2 separate regions of the Homo sapiens genome follow, and region 2 is linked to region 1. A link is a contact called in ENCODE Hi-C or POLR2A ChIA-PET data. All regions are on one chromosome and are shown on one strand. Each heading gives the region's core, a stretch centred on a gene start or an enhancer-like site at or near the end of the contact. The rest is flanking DNA. Distances are from core to core; before and after follow the strand shown.

Evidence for each region. Hi-C counts contacts between places; a loop is a spot of excess contacts on that map. ChIA-PET counts read pairs that join two places held with the same protein, here RNA polymerase II (POLR2A). Pooled maps may share reads with other maps.
Region 2: POLR2A ChIA-PET joins it to region 1 with 10 read pairs in activated CD4-positive, alpha-beta T cell. The contact joins two enhancer-like sites. A Hi-C loop is called at or near these places in 6 of 50 pooled maps. POLR2A ChIA-PET finds 5 or more read pairs at or near these places in 2 of 52 experiments (OCI-LY7 and activated CD4-positive, alpha-beta T cell).

What each region holds. Positions count from the first base shown.
Region 1 is chr7:38,378,512-38,384,005 of GRCh38, reverse strand. It overlaps AMPH (amphiphysin), which reads left to right. Exons shown (of 21, transcript NM_001635.4): 21 at 1-302. TRG-AS1 (T cell receptor gamma locus antisense RNA 1) reads right to left here. Exons shown (of 4, transcript NR_040085.2): 4 at 5,366-5,494. Among named protein-coding and RNA genes, the nearest start is that of TRG-AS1, 40 kb to the right of the region's middle. Within about 2 kb of position 1,250, at least 2 of the 41 ENCODE cell types and tissues checked have a DNase peak (open chromatin) inside an H3K27ac peak, as active enhancers do.
Region 2 is chr7:38,461,228-38,466,721 of GRCh38, reverse strand. It overlaps AMPH (amphiphysin), which reads left to right. Exons shown (of 21, transcript NM_001635.4): 8 at 474-549; 9 at 1,173-1,255; 10 at 3,609-3,747; 11 at 5,311-5,439. Among named protein-coding and RNA genes, the nearest start is that of TRG-AS1, 120 kb to the right of the region's middle. RefSeq lists enhancers at 108-277, 1,781-1,950, 2,973-3,052. Within about 2 kb of position 2,946, at least 3 of the 41 ENCODE cell types and tissues checked have a DNase peak (open chromatin) inside an H3K27ac peak, as active enhancers do.

The sequences.
Region 1 (5,494 bases), core at 1-2,500:
CTAGCTGTCCAGCCGCTGTGGCTGGAGGTAGGCTAGTTGGGATGGGCAGCTAAGCAGTCTTCTCTTCTGCCTTTATGAGATTGGGTAGAAAGATGGGGCATATTCATCTACCCCCAAAAGAACACTATAAAAACAGCTCCTCTATATTTCCACCTCTTTCTATTTATGCAACTCATCTTCACAGATTGTTCTAAAGTAAAATAGATGGTGTATGCTGTATCCACAAATCATCTGTAACAATTATGTTTTCAGTGCTGTGTCATTCCAAATAAACCTTTGGTAATCTTCAACGATTACCCTAATTCCTTTTGATGAGTCTTTTTTTTTTTTTTTTTGGAAATTTTGTTCCAGTCGGATACTCTGCTTGAAACAGTTGGTATTGGAGTTGTTATTTGTGCAGAAATATGCTTGTTCTTCCACTAGGTTGCACTCCACGCCCCCACCGCACCTCCCCACTTCTTTCATTCCAGTCATTGCTGGTCACTCGGTGTTCCCTGACATCCAGCAATTACTGCAGCACCAATAACAGCTGCCAACGGAGAGCCCTTAAAGGTGCCGGCTGTAGACTCCCAGTCCGTGAATCACTGATAATCTTACGACCTTCATAATCAGCAATTTCTTCTCACACCAGCTTCATTTTCTGGTCACTTTCCTTTTTGGCATGTTTATGTTCGTAGGTACATAAAAATTAGATCAGTTGGAATAGAAAAGTGAATTCACTTGGCCATTATTTCCAAAAGAGAATTCTTAACGCAAATCCTTTTAGTTGATTTGGACTCTTTTCTGCTAATATAATTCTTTATACAACATAGGCTGATCAAGAATGTATATTATTAGACTTTTAGATTTAGTATGTATTCCTGATTCATGGTTTGAATCTTCCTGGTGTATTACTGACTTTGTTGTTTTAAGTGTGAATAGGGAAATAACTGTTTTTGAGCCAAGATTTTTCCAGGGGCTAATATACAGAGAAGCTGGGTCATCATGAATGCTATTCTAGTGCAAGAAAAGCAAATGTCACTGCCCAGGAGCATGACTGATAATTCAGCAAGTGGAATGCAGCAATGTAAGATTCGTAATAGAAAGCCACTCCTGACAGTAGAGTACACACAGGATGTTAAAAGCCAAGACTGAAAAATTCGCTCTAATAATAAAATGCACCTAATGTTCTGCAAAGATAATTGGCTTGCCACATCTCCTGGAGCAGAAGATGTGATGAATCATTCTTAAATTCCTTTCACCCTCCTGCCCACAGTGGCTGCTCACAGTGTACAGTTTGCCAGGACATGGCCCAGATAACTGTAGCCCTAGATGAATGTTCCTAGATGAATGTAACAAGTTCTTCTGAAATGACGTGATTTTAATTAGCTATTTAGTCCTGTTTTTTAAAATGCCTTTGGATTTTTTTTTACACTAAATAAGAGTTATCAGATTTTTTGTTTGTTTGTTTCAGGAATTGCCAAAATCCAAGAATTCCTAATGCATTGAAAATGAAGGAGATGGAGGGGATGGGCGTGTGGTGGTGGCATTCCCCAGAAATGTCCTTGAATGTGGAGTGAACATTGTTTTCCATTTCAGTGGATTTTCTAAGGAATGTTAGTTTCAAGGACTTTCTGGGATTACTAGTGTAAAGTTCTTTCCACTTCTCTTTCTCAGTTATTCCGTTCAAGTTCTCACACCACCAACCCATCCTAGGCACATCACCCAGTCATATAATGGCAAGTTTGTATTGTATCCCAAATGGCCTTGAACCAGGCCTTGGTCCTTTCATTTTTTTTTTTTTTAAACGGAGTCTTGCTCTGTTGCCCAGGCTGGAGTGCAGTGGCGTGATCTCGGCTCACTGCAAGCTCCGCCTCCCGGGTTCACACCATTCTCCTGCCTCAGCCTCCCAAGTAGCTGGGAGTACAGGTGCCCGCCACCGCACCCGGCTAATTTTTTTTGTATTTTTTAGTAGAGATGGGGTTTCACTGTGTTAGCCAGGATGATCTCGATCTCCTGACCACATGATCTGCCCACCTCAGCCTCCCAAAGTGCTGGAATTACAGGCGTGAGCCACCACACCCAGTCAGGCCTTGGTCCTTTCTGAGCTTCCTCTCCATGATTTAAGATTCTTCTTAGAAACCCAATGTCATGCAGACCTTCAAATAGTTATGAGTCAGAACTGTTTGGAAAGAAAGCCAGTAGTTCTTATTAAACATACACCTACCTGGCATTCCTACCAATATGACAAATAGTCACTCATGTAAACCTGTGTGATGCATATAATTGCAAAGTAAAATTGCCTGGCAATTTGAATTTTTTTTTTTTGAGACAGAGTCTCGCTCTGTCGCCAGACTGGAGTGCAGTAGAATGATCTCAGCCTACTGCAACCTCTGCCTCCCAGGTTCAAGCAATTCTCCTGCCTCAGCCTCCCAAATAGCTGGGACTACGGGTGCGTGCCACCATGCCTGGCTGATTTTTGTATTTTTAGTAGAGACAGGGTTTCACCATGTTGGCCAGGATGGTCTTGATAACTTGACCTAGTGATCCATCGGCCTCAGCCTCCCAAAGTGCTAGGATTACAGGTGTGAGCCACCGCACCTGGCCAGCAATTTCAATTTTTAACACTATCTCAGGGTAGCCAGGGCCCCTGGGACAGGTAAAAGCTCCCATACCATGCTGTTGCATTGCTTCCACCACGCCTGCTCTTCCTGACAAAGCTGGGGTGGCTTTGGAGTCAGCCAGAAAACCATATCCATCACATCTTAGGCTGCCCAGTGGAGTGTGCACGTTTAGAATTCTGAGCCCTCTTTTCTTACATAAAGAAGCCTCTAACCAGGTCATTGGAACAATCCCAGCATGACCCCATGGCCCATTCAGATGGCCCATTAAAGAAAATGCCTTCGGGAAACTACAAAAGTTATGAGAACTCAATGAGTTTAAAGATGGCGGAAGCTCAGTGCTTTATTCCATGCAAAATTGCATGGCTGAACACCTTGAAGCCTTAGAAATAGACTGGCCAATGGATTGGCCTTGATAGGACTCTACTCCTCTTTTCAAAGGAGCCCAACTAACAGCTGCCTTCTGGTTTTTACTTGGAACTCAACTAAAAACCTTACAAACGTGTCAGAACTTGGAGATGAGCAGATCGCACAGCTTTTCTACACAGTGCTGTAGCTACCGTCTTCCTGGTGTGAGACTTTCCTAGGACTTCAGTAAATGGAATCGGACATTTGGTAACAGCACAGAGAAGACAATGACCAATATTCTCTTGGAAGACTTAGAAAATGGAGATCCAGGTGGTTTTGTTCATCTTTGAGCCCTGCAGGTGCATCCCTGTTTGATGATGATCCTGTCCTGAATCACCAGGAGGAGACCGCCTGGATGTTCACGGGCAGCGTTCTTCAAGGCACACAGTAGGGGGTTGATAAGTTGTTCATAAAGCCAAATAAACCATGCGCGAATAAGCTTAATATTCCATCCAAATATTTTGTGACTCATTGGTAATACCTTTTAAGGATCACTTAACAAGCAGCAGCAAATAGTGACTTTTTCCACTTAAAAGATATTTGAGACATAACCCTTACATCTATGCAAATTGAGAGGAAGGCCAGGTAGGTACCCTGAAGCTCTTTCCAAAGAAATCTAAATTTTATCTTTGTTTCCTAAAATCCAGTTAATTCCCAGTCCCCCCGATCTCAGGTCAAACACTCAGGTTGTTTGATTCTTGAGGGTTGGGTCAGAATTGCATGCTTATTTCCCTCCCTGCTGCACTCTGATGCCCTGTAAAACCAGTCCAGCCCAGGAGTGCCTTGTCCATACGCACCTTGCCACATGGCTGATACCCTACACCCTCTCCCACCAGTAAATATTAAACTCTGTGTCATTATGCTCTGCTCTCCAAAACCCTACCAGTGATCACAAAGTGCTGTCTGTGGCATTTGGAGATGCCACCAAACTTCCAATTCTCCCCCAAGATTCCAAGATACGAACTTTCCTTGTTTTCTTACCTCTCTTGTTGTTCCTTCTCTGTTACTGTTCCTAATTTTTTTTCCTCCTTCCTGTGGTTGCTGGAAGTGGGGTGGGGCAATAGCGACCTGTCCTTCAATTTGTGTTCCAGTTGTCCAAGGAATGTTGCCTTTGGAGTGTCCAATTATTGCTTCCAAGTCCACATGTTCATTTGTTCATTAAAATATATCAAGCACCAGCTAAGTGTCAGTTACTGTACATGGGGACCGCATTCATAAGATTTAGACTTCACGCTTGAGGGACTTCCTTCCAAACCCCTCCATGGTGCGTCACTGAGGGGCTCCTCCATTCTTCAGAATCTTGGGCCTGAAGACTTGGGAGCTTCCTTTGTGCATCATTTTCCAGATTTGGGGCACCTGCTATGATTTCCCTGCAAAACATACAACCTTGCACTTTAATCTAGTCGGGGTTCTGTTCTTCACACTGACAGAGAAGACAAATTGGATCCTTGTTGTCTCCCTTGCCACCTGACTTCTTGTCTTCCTCGTACCCTACTGCCCACCCATTTTAAGTACCCAACAGGTCCCCACTCCCTCCTCGCCTCTCCCTCTCAGAAACACATACACAAATGATGAATATCTGCTGCATGTCATACCAGATCCAGGAGCCTCTGCTTGGTCTTCAGAGCTGAACTTCACCTCTTCCCCAGTATTCATCCACTGCCTGCTTCAGAGGCGTCTCCTCAGCACCCCACCCGCCTTCTCCCCCTCAGCTATACACCTTTCTTGCCGTTTTGCAAAACCCCTCTCCTGGGATGCCTTCCCCTCTCCTGTTGGCCTCTAATCCCATCCCCCAGGCGTAGTCCAAGCCCTGTATCCTCAAAATCCCCCGTCCTCTCATCCTTCTACATTCTTTCCACATTTAGAGTAAATATGATACTCCCTAGCCCTTCATTTCCCCTACCAAGAGGCACACTGTCTCCAACCTTCTCTGCATGCTGTATTCACTTCTGGATCTTGTATACTTGTGTGCTGAGTGAACGAACAAGAGGCTGATTGAACGATTAGTTCAGGGAAGTCCAGAAACCCTAATCCCAGGATCAACATGGAATAAAATTTGAAACTGAGTGTGAGAAGAAAATGCAAAATACTTCTGTGATATTGGAGAGGGGAAAGTTTTCTTAAATGAGACTCGGAAACACCCAAAGTATATGGGCAAAAAAAAAAAAAAAAAAAGAGTTTGACTCCAAAATTAAGAATTTATATTTAATGAAAAGATATTTGAGATAGTTAGTTGGTAGACAGATGATAGACTTGCCTAAGATATTTGTACCATCCCAAATTCACAAAGGATAAATGTCTAAAGTACACAAGGATCTCATTCAAGTCAAGAATAAATGAATAATTACTATTATTAGTTTGTTTATATCATTTATATTTATTTATATTTATAATATGGCAATAGTTAATATAATAATAACATTCGTTGACTGTCGTTTGCCATGCATTGCATGTATTATTTTATGTAATCTTTACAAATCTATGAG
Region 2 (5,494 bases), core at 1,697-4,196, 81 kb before region 1:
TTTATAAAAGTTAATAATGAACTTCTCAAATCTTGAAAGCAAGAAACAGTAACTAAAATATAAATAAGTTCTCAGGGCGGGGGTTCCATAAGCGTTGTCTCTGAATCAGCAGCATCAGTTATCACCTAGAAACTCATCAGAAATACAAATTCTCAGTCTTCATGTTCAGACCTACTAGATCAGAAACACACCCTTCAGGTGGTTCTCATGCACACTAAAGTTTGAGAATCACTGTCTTAAGGCACTGAATTTTAGGAGAGGTCATGCTCTATGCCAAAAGATACTTGTTTTTGTTCATTAACAGATGAGGAAATGTTGGGCTTGCTTTGGGTTCAGTATTTTATTTAGTCCAAAGTTATTCAAAATGGTGTAAAAGAAACCTGGGTTTTCATACATTTCATTGCTATTAAAATTATTTTTACTGACTGGTCTTTCCCTCTCTCTTCTTTCCTCTTTGTGTTTCCACATGGCAGACGAGTTGGATTTTATGTTAATACTTTCAAAAACGTCTCCAGCCTTGAAGCCAAGTTTCATAAGGAAATTGCGGTGGTGAGTCATGACGATAATTTTTGCATATGGAATATAAAGTAAAGGAAGGTTTATTTTGGAAGCAAATGAAATGGGATAGAATTATCCAAAGAATTCACCCTTTTGTATGTTTCTTTTAGCAGTGTGTTATTACCCTCGATAACATTTCTACGGTTTTTCATAGTGATCACATAGTTCTTTGTATCTTTTGAAGATTTTGCCACAGTTTTACAGTGTTGTTTCTTTTACCAGGCAGTTTATAAAGTTGGAATTCCCAGTGGTATTTTAGGCTAATGAAAAATTGCTCTCAAAGTATTTAGATAATCAACTCTGTTGTTGATTGCTTTTTGTTGTTGTTGTTCAAAAGGGTGGAGTCAATGTAAACAGTAAGCTTTTGTTTTCTGCCCTGTACTCTGGTTAATAAATATATACATATATATTTAGTTTACTCGTGTTTCGTTTGTTTCAGTTTTGACATAGATTTTAAATTTGAACCGTATACAGAATTTCAGTTATCCTGAGGCCATCCAAGCTATCATAAAATTTATAGCTTCTCAATAAGCAATTTCTTTCTTGGGGAGAATAGCCTGAATTGGCACCAGAATGACATGTGACTAATAGACAAGTGGCCTCTGTCCCCTTAGCTTTGCCACAAACTGTATGAAGTGATGACAAAACTGGGTGACCAGCACGCCGACAAGGCCTTCACCATCCAAGGAGCGCCCAGGTAGGCCCCTGCTCATTGGAGCACCTGTAATGTCCTGCTTGCTAAAATTTCTTCAATCTGTGGACCAGCCTGTACTATTTTATTTATCCTACAAAAGTCCCACAGGAGCCTTTTCACCCTAGAAGCTGACACTAATTTTATTTTTGTGCTTTTACATTTATGTCTGGCCTTCAGTGACCCAACTAGGATTCTTCTTCTTGTCACAACAGCATTGACTTTCTGCCTCTCTGCCTCTCTCTGCTTTCCATGAGGCCTGATAGCAACAGTGTGAAATTTTAATATATAATGTATATGCTTGTTGTAATATATAATTTGTTATGCACTTAATATTTTCTCCGGAGAAGAAAGGAATTCCCAAAGTTTATGACAGTTTGTCTTGATTGTTATCATTGATGCTGACGTCTTTCATGAATCCATTTTGGGAAAGGAAAGAGGAAGTAGGTGAGATCTCATCTTCCTCTTACCTCCTGACTCTTGATCTGGTGAACACTGTGCTGTTTTTGTTTTATTGCACGTTGCATTATGAGTATGCCAGTCAAATACCCCGGAGCCCCAATGATCCATAGGTGACCTGTCTACCTTGCCAGGGTTCGGCTGCACACCAGCTTTCTCCAGTGATTCTGGAATCCTTTTTATTCCATCCTTCGTAGACTTTACGTACTCAGAGATTGAAGGCTAGTGAGCTGGGAGTCAGAAGACCCAGCTTTCGGTTTTCTGATTTTGCAGTTAACTTGCTTTGCCTTCCTTGAGTAAGTTCAAAACCTCTCTGGTTAGAGGTCTCATTTTTTTTAATTCAATAGAAAAAAAAAGATACTATTGAACTACATGGTTTCCAAGGTAATATACAGTCCTGACATTCTATATTTGCCATTTTAATACAAACACTTATTTGCATACATTTATGAAAACACACATAGTCATACACATGAACCAACTTCTACATATGTTAATGTTTGGATCCCTCTAGAGATTGTTAATTTTCTTATTCCCTGCTCTTTGGATTAGCCCTACTTATAGGTTCTGCTATGGTTTCTATACTATGTAAGCAGTAGTATATCTTCTCTTTCTAAGGGAAAGAATATTGCCTGAAAGAATACATAAGAGAGGCAGAGTTACTGTTTTCAGTATGGTTATTTCAGTATGGGGCTAGGCACGAAGGAAGAATTGGAATGGGAATATCAGAATGATATTTGAGTGTTTTAAAAATGAAGTGCATGAAAAAATTTAGGGTTGTTCCCTTACATGGAAATGAAAGGGACAAATTCATCTGAAAATTGTAATGTTGCCAAATGAGATACAGTGAAGAAAAAGCGGGGCCATGACCACTTAATGAATGTTCCTTTCACTTTTTTTCAACATTCCTCTGCAGAATGAGGTGGTGAGTGAGCTCAGTGGCATCTCTATTAAGCTTAGATTGGGGCTATGTTTCCATCTGAGGCCATGATTGCTGGCATATGACCCCAATCATGTGGCATGTCTGTGTTCTCGCTAAAGGACCCAGTTTCCTCAGCCCTTTGAATATGTAGACCATGCTGCTGTGTACATGCTCTTTTATTTTGGGGTACAGACTCTGTTTCTTCGAGCTGTAGACTTTAGAAATTCTTAGAGAGTAGGATGTGTCCTGAGTGCTTCTTAGTCATCACATTTGGGCTGTTCCCGAGCGTCTGGCCGCATGCCAGGAACATGGTGGGTTCTTAGTAAACGAAACTGAATCTTGTCTGATTTTGTTGCACATTTCAAGATGCCTGAGTTGAGTAGTTATTTATAAGGTCTAGAAAGAGAAATAATTAGTGAGTTTATTTCCAAATGTTATTAGAAAGCACTTCTACAAAATCCTTACTAACACTATCCTAAGGTTACCTTTTAATATAAAAGTTACAATTTTCATAGTTTTTTATAGATTGTGACATGGCAAGATTCTCTTGTAAATAGAAAGTGAAACGAGTAAAATCAATTCAGCTTATGTTTGGAAGATTCTTGCAGAACTTGTTTGAAAGAACAGAGGGCTTGCATTACTAAGACCTGAATTCAGATTCACTAAATGGCTGGGTGATTTTAGAGTTTTTATTTTTAACCTATCTATGCCCCACTTTACTACTTGTAAAGTGGGGACAATAAAACATGGCTACTGTGAAGACAAAAGATAATACATGAATGAGGTCTCTGTAGTGCAAATAAATGGTACCAGTTATCACCATCACTGTTGCAATTAACCAGAATTAACCTGGAAGGGGAGAGCAGGACAACAGACAGTACCTGTTAGGCTTCTGGGTTTCTCTGAAATGGAAAACCCCTGATTAGATGAATACTGTTCTTGAGAAGGCCCCTTGCCCAATCCCCTGTGTTCCTCTAGTGATTCGGGTCCTCTCCGCATTGCAAAGACACCATCACCGCCTGAGGAGCCTTCACCCCTCCCGAGCCCGACAGCAAGTCCAAATCATACATTAGCACCTGCGTCTCCCGCACCAGCACGGCCTCGGTCACCTTCACAGGTAGGAAGAGGTCAAATATATTGGGGGATAGAGCTCATGATGAGATGAAGGTGGCCCCATCTAGGATAATCCCACGGTGCCGGGGCTTTAAGAGAAGTTTCCAGTTAGGGAGACTGAGATGTGAGGCTTTAGGCATTGTGATTGTCATGAAGGTATCCACCTGCTTTTCTTATTTGACTTGATATTTCCTCACATGCCCTATATTCAAGTTTTTTGGGACTTCTTACCACGTTCTCGGCATGCTCAGGCGAGCATGCTCTCTCTTCTCCTATCTCTTGCTACAAAACTCTTTTCTTTCAATGCTCCATTTAAATCCTACCTCTGCATGAAACCTTCCCTCTCCTAGTGGTTTAGAGTTGGCAGGTACTGCCAAGAAAAGCGGTTATGTTTATATGTCATCTCACATTTTTTGGTACACCTGGACATTTTTTAGTACACACACTTGCATATGAGTGGCCACTTAATAAAATTGAATTGAAGAAATAATTGAAGAGAAACAATAAGGGCTGGGCAAAGGTAACTGTAGAGAGAAACTACCACCTTTATTCTCCCTATGTTGGGTGAAAATGAAATTTCTGTAGAAAAATTTATAGTCCCCAGTCCAGTTCAAGCTTTCTTGTACAGATGCTGCTTGCCTTACAAAGGGGTTGTGTCCTGATAAACCCATCGTAAGTAGAAAATATTGCAAGTTAAAATGCATTAAATACACCTAACCTGTTGAGCATCATGACTTAGCCCAGCCTACCTTAAACGCGCCGAGAACGCTTAACATTAGCCTACAGTTAGACAAAGTTATGTAACACAAAGCCTATTTTATAACCGTGTTGAATATCTTGTGTAATTTACTGACTATAGTACACTGTAGAACATAATAGCAGTCATTTACCCTCGTGATCACAGGGCTAACTGGGAAGTGTGGTTCACTGCCACTGCCCCGCCTCATGAGAGAGTGTTTTCACACATTCTGCTGAATGCCTATTGCTTTTACACTTTCCTAAAGTCCAAAAAAATCATAGATTGAACCATCATAAGTTGAGGACCATCTATATGTAGTTGAACTAAGGAAAGTCTTGGGAAGATACATGCATTAAACAGACCTTTAAAGTTTTCTACTTTTCAAAATCCTTGAATGGAAAGTGAAATGTAAGCTGCCTATAGTAGGTCTCACCAATTCAAATGAAAAGCTGCTTTAGTTTTGAAATTTTAATTTATTTCCAAAATGAGAAATTATTTTCAGTTTAGTTCAGAAGAGGGTATTGCCCTAGTTTAACCTTTAAAGTATATGTGCCTGGCCCTACAGCTCTGTGTATTGTACTTGAGTTGAGATGAATGGACTCTTATAGCCTCAGTTTTGTTTTTGCCTTGAACCATGGCTTATCAGGGCTCAGAGAGCCTCACAAGTAGACAGCATTCTTTACCTGTATCAGATAGGCTTGCTGCTATATGCAGATACAAGTTTCAATCAGAGCTCAATCTGTCCATGTAGCTCTGTTCATGTGACCTTTCTTCGTGTCTGACACATTGTCTTTGGCTGGATTAATGTTTGTATTTAATGCTTCCTAGACAAGGAAAGGGCCTCCTGTCCCACCTCTACCTAAAGTCACCCCGACAAAGGAACTGCAGCAGGAGAACATCATCAGTTTCTTTGAGGACAACTTTGTTCCAGAAATCAGTGTGACAACACCTTCCCAGGTAAGTGCCTGGTTCAGGGCTGGTATGTCCATGAAAGTCCCATGGTGGAAGGACT